Regions from separate parts of the Homo sapiens genome. Here region 1 is linked to region 2. A link is a contact called in ENCODE Hi-C data. All regions are on one chromosome and are shown on one strand. The core of a region is the stretch at or near the end of the contact, and the rest is flanking DNA. Distances in the headings are between cores, read along the strand shown. Region 1 has its middle 16 kb from the start of TXNDC2. Region 2 overlaps LOC124904243 (a long non-coding RNA gene).

The links. A loop is a pair of places that touch in the nucleus more often than their neighbours do. Pooled maps may share reads with other maps.
Region 1: a pooled map shows a loop between it and region 2 (2.3-fold over the local background). The contact joins two enhancer-like sites. A Hi-C loop is called at or near these places in 3 of 37 single-sample maps with no recorded cell type and 2 of 50 pooled maps.

Annotation. Positions count from the first base shown.
Region 1 is chr18:9,868,586-9,871,285 of GRCh38, reverse strand. No RefSeq gene overlaps it. Among named protein-coding and RNA genes, the nearest start is that of TXNDC2, 16 kb to the left of the region's middle. RefSeq lists an enhancer at 1,100-1,259 and a cis regulatory region at 966-1,568. Within about 2 kb of position 1,310, at least 9 of the 41 ENCODE cell types and tissues checked have a DNase peak (open chromatin) inside an H3K27ac peak, as active enhancers do.
Region 2 is chr18:9,060,825-9,063,524 of GRCh38, reverse strand. It overlaps LOC124904243 (a long non-coding RNA gene), which reads left to right. Exons shown (of 2, transcript XR_007066278.1): 2 at 767-2,094. Among named protein-coding and RNA genes, the nearest start is that of NDUFV2, 41 kb to the left of the region's middle. Within about 2 kb of position 1,269, at least 5 of the 41 ENCODE cell types and tissues checked have a DNase peak (open chromatin) inside an H3K27ac peak, as active enhancers do.

The sequences.
Region 1 (2,700 bases), core at 61-2,560, 810 kb before region 2:
GAGTTGCAATTTTACTTAATTTGCAATAAGAGACTCACAGAAAGTTTTCAGGAAATGATACGATTTGCTGTGTACCTACATCACTCACTGCTAGCATATTCTATGCTAGCTCTGAGAGCCAAAGATAACAATCAAAGAGATCTACTGAGAAACTATCACTATAATCAAGATAGAACATATCAAAAGCCTATGCTAGGACAGTGGAAAGAAGGAAAAAAGGTTTGAGAAACTCAGAAATAGAATTTCCATGGTTTGGTCAGTGCTTGAAAGGAGCTGAAACTGGCTCTCAAATTTGAAGCCTGAGCCTCTGAGAGAATGAATGCAGCGCAGGAATGGCATTGTTAACAAGGTGCAACACTATTTGCATGCAAGAGGGGACTTCAGTACACCCATTCCGCAGCTGGAAATCAAGCTCTGATCTCTGGAAAGCAGTCAGGCTAGACAACAGTGTAGAAGCCAGACACCCAGAGGCAATAGTTGAAGCCATAAAGTTGGATGAAATCAGAAGGAAGGTGTACTGAGGAGAAATAGGAACACACGTTTGCAGGAAGTACCTGCATTTAAGCTCTAAGAAGAGCCAGCAAAGGAAAATGAAAAGGGCAGTAAAAGAAGTGCAGAAACCACAGAACCAGCTTCTGGGCTGGAGAAGGAGGGTCCAGGAGGGAGAGAGGGGCCCACAGCTTCACCTGCCCTCTGAGAGTGGAGAGTGGAAAGAGGGGATAGGCTTTGAAAGTGCAGAGCTGGGGGAGGGACTGAATTCAGGCGAGCAGTGACTAGATGATCAAGTGAGTACATCATGATTCTCATTTAAGAATTTCTTTAGTGAGAAGGGAAGAGAGGGTGGCTTGGAGGAGGAAAAAAAGACAGCTGATCAAAACTAGAGAAGATTTATGCATATAGGTAGGTTGATGGGAGGGGTAAAACAGTGCATGGGTGATTTTAAGATGAAAATAAAAACAAATAAGCAAAAAGCTTGGGGCGTGCCTTAGCAATGAGAGAAAAAGCACGCACACATCCAGAGAGAAGTGAAGTGAAGGAGAACCGAGAAAGCTGCCACCTATGGTCTGCCAGGCCCACCTGGGGACACCAGTTTGGGCACTGGGTTCTCAGAAGCTAATTCAGGGCATCGGGCCCTACAAAGTCAAGATGGCTGGACCTTGATGCATGAGTCATTTCAAAAAAGCCGGTTAAGAACTTCACTGAGGGTTGAGTAATGGTTTCAACATCAAGGTCAGGGACACAGAAAAGATAAATGAAGCTGCCCAAACGGTAGGGTCAAGGAGAGTCACCCCAGCAGTTTTGGATCAGACCTTCCCATCAAAGCAGCAAGTCTCCTTTAATTGGGTGATTCAGCATTTCCAGCCTGAGCTGGTTAACCCTTAACTCCCCTGTCAAAACTTCCTCTTGAGATGCAACAATGGGTTTTGGAATAGGACATAGGACGGACCTCCGCATGAATGCACTTGCCCTCCTTATGTCCCTTAAGCTCTCCATGCTCCTTCTGTAAAAGGAGAACAATTTCACATCTATCTCAGATTTGTTTTGCGGATAAAATGAGATACAGTTTGAAAGTAGCTCCTGGGAAATTTTCATTAATCATGGATCTCCTTTTCTTCATTCTTTTATTATGTGCAGCACTTATAATGAGAGGAAAGAAAGGAGAAAACAGTAGTAGCTGATCTTTGACTTTTGTCTCTCTTGATCAGAAAGTCTTGGGTAATTTACTTAACCTTCTGTGTCTGGGTTTCCTCACTTGTAAAGTGGAGATAATAGTGTCTGCCTCATAAAGGCTGTTGTAAAGATAAAAAGAGATAATATGATGTAAAGCCCCTAGAACTGTGTCTGGCACATAGCAAGCCCCTGTATTCATGTTGGCTGTTACTGTTTTTGAGCGCTTGCTTGGTGCCAGGGCCATAACAATTCTTCTGTAGCATAAACCCCATGGCTCCACTTGGGAGGCACCATGAGTGTGTCACCTTCCATGTGAATAGCATTCCCAAGAGCTGCCTGGGGCTCCCCGTGTGAAAGCCTCATCACACACACCCTCTCACTCGGTCCTCAGGACACACCTGAGGGTAAATACCACACGCTGACAATACTTTATACTCTGGGGGCAGATGTTTTCAGAACTCAGAACTTTGGATTTTACAAAGTAACATAGTATATCTATCACAGAACATTCCAGCAGTCAGCGGGAGGATCCTATCATGAAACACAGTAGTATTTCTGCAGCTAGATATACAAATACTCACTCCTGGTTGGATAAATAACTATTATAAAGAGCATCACGTCAGTTCAGGTTTGGTCCTGCTGCCAAATGAGTCCATGTCAAACTCAGGAAAAAAAAAATCTGTTTACAAAGCTTTTGGATTCTAGAAGTGTGTATGTGTGTGCATATGAATTACTACCTGCATTTTGCATATGAGGAAACTGAGGCTTAGAGGGACCAATCTGCCAACGGTCTCACTGCCAGCAGATTACAGAGCTGGGAGTCAGACATGAGTGGTCTGACTCCAGATGTCTTAATCTGCACACTGCATTGCCTCCCAATAAAAGAAAAAGGAACAGAACAAAAAAGAATACAGCAACTAAAAACCACAATGAGATAACATCTCACGCCAGTCAGAATGGTGGTTATTCAAAAGTCAGGAAACAATAGATGCTGGCGAGGCTGTGGAGAAATAGGAATGCTTTTACACT
Region 2 (2,700 bases), core at 20-2,519:
AGTGATAAGTGCTATGGATAAAAATAACACAGGGGGCTGGGCATGGTGGCTCACGCCTGTAATCCCAGCACTTTGGGAGGCCTAGGTGGGAAGATTACTTGAGCTCAGGAGTTCGAGACCAGCCTGGGCAACATGGCGAAACCCCATCTCTACTAAAAATACAAAAATTAGCCAGGCACGGTGGTGGGCGCTTGTAATCCCAGCTACTAAGAAGCCTGAGGTGGGAGAATCGCTTGAACCCGGGAGGTGGAGGTTGTAGTGAGCCAAGATTGCATCATTGTACTCCAGCCTGGGCGACAGAGTGAGACTCTGTCTCAAAACAAACAAACAAATAAAGCAATGGGGAATGCTGGGGTAGGGGAGCCCTGAAGAAGCAGCAGGAATAAGCCCCGTGGACAGCTGGTGGAGGGGGCATCCGGGCGGAGGGAGGGGTTGTGCATATGCCAAGGGCCAGGCATGGGCATTTGTGTTCCAGGTATTGGGGGGTGGGGCATGGGGAGGCCGTGAGAGGACAGTAATCAGATCAAAGAGATGTAGGACCTTGCACGTCACTACAAGGAGTTAGCTTTCTTCTCTTCTTCCTCCTCCTCCTCCTCCTCCTCCTTCTTCTTTCTTTGGCTAAAGCTGTCCTCCCCTCAGCCTCTTGAGTAGCTGGGACTACAAGTGTTCACCACCACACCTGGCTGGCCTTCTATTCTGAATGAGTTAGGAGTCAATGGGAGGTTTTGAGTAGGAAGAGATATGATGTGGTTTTCCATTTGGAAAGGACCCTGTGGCTGCTGAATTGAGAATGGTGTGAGAAAGTAAAGACTGAAGCAGAAAAACAGTTTGGAGGCTACTGCAACAATCCAGGCAAGAAGTGATGGTGGCTTCATCATGGAGGAAGGGAGCCACTCAGGTTCTGGATAGCCTGGGAGGTTGAGCAAGCCATGAAATGGGAGAGAAAAAGAGGAATCAAGCCTGATTCCGAGACTGCTGGCAGGAGCGCCTGGAAGGATGATGGTTACCTTCTCTATGGAGGGGAAGGTATGGGAGAAGACAGCATGGTGTGTGAAGAAGTCCAGAAGTTTGGTTTTGGACATATTAAGTTTCAGTTGCTTAGTAGATATATCTTTCTTATTTATGTTGAATTCTCCATCCAACTTAGAGGGTAGACAGGGTTTCTTTTTCAGTATTACAATCTAACAGGAACTGAGAACTTACAGAACAGACCAGTAGGAACTGAAACAGTAGAAGGGTTGGGGAAGAGGGTTTTGAGTGTTTTTGTTTAAATATAAGGAGACAAATTTACATCCCACAATCCGTTTTCCTTCAGCAACTAGTAGTACTTTTCTCGCAGTCTTTAACAGCTAGCCAGGGCCACTAGCTCTCAGTGTTGTACTCCCTTGGACTAGGTAATTCTGAAGGAAAGATCAGAATAATGAGAAGTATGTGGGTCCTATTGGGAAAGGCAGCCCACCATGGACCCTGAAGGTCCCTGCCTGTTCTTGCTGAGTGTGCTGGATTTTTTTTTTTTTTTTTTTTTGAGACGGAGTCTCACTCACTCTGTCGCTCAGGCTGGAGTGCAGTGGCGTGATCTCAACTCACTGCAACCTCCGTTTTCTGGGTTCAAGCTATTCTCTTGCCTCAGCCTCCCGAGTAGCTGGGATTACAGGCATCCACCACCACGCCTGACTAATTTTTGTATTTTTAGTGGAGACATGTTGGCCAGGCTAGTTTTGAAACCCTGACCTCAGGTGATCCGCCCTCGTTGGCCTCCCAAAGTGCTGGCATTACAGGTGTGAGCCACTGCGTCCAGCCGAGTGTACTGGATTTTAAGACTGATCTGTCTCCTGATACTGAATGGTTTCTCTGGTTAGTCACACAGGCAATTAAGCAGGTCAAAGTGGAGAAAGACTGGCTTATTTGCTGCTTGCTCAAGGGCTGGGCCCTTAGCCCTGGGTTCCTCTCCTGTAATGCAACCCACTGCATGCGCAGGTATCATCTAGGACTATCATGTCATCCCTGTGTTGTGTATGGGGAAGGGAACTAGTGCAAATATGCTCATGTTGTTTGCTGTGCTGTGCTGTTAGTAATAAAATCCTTTGTCTCTGACCCAAGAGTCTTATGTCTTCTGCCAGCATCAATGAAACAGTTAACAGTGTAAGTTGGAGAAAGTTCCAGAGCTTTTACAGTTCTTGACAGGCCTCATCTCTCTCAAAGGAGTCTAAAGCTCCATCTGGGATTAAGGGGTAGCTTGGGGTGAAACATGATGGGGATCTGGCCAGATGCCCCAGGTCCAGCTAGGAAGGAATCCATTTTCTCTTGGGGACTTTGGTACTGAATGAAATATTTGGAGATGGGAGCAAAATGAAGGAAACAGATTATATGAAGTTTAAGGGATTAGGCTAATTTCCAATTTGTTGATACTCCTTGATTCAACATATAGTGGTAAACATGAGTCCTTTTGTAATCCCTTAGGCTTAAGTAGAAGATGGGGACAGGTGGAAAGTGCATTTTTAGAGTAAAGGTAGCAGATAATGATTGCTGAAACAAAAGAAATCCAAGTCCACTTTTGCCTAGGGAGGGACAGTTGGCCAGGCCACAAAAAAAAAAAAAAAAAAAAAAAAAAGAAAGAAAGAAAGAAAGAAAAAGAGCAGGGCCTGAATTTTTACAAAGAAAATCAGTTCGCCATTTCCTTTTAAGAAATTTTAGCCTGGC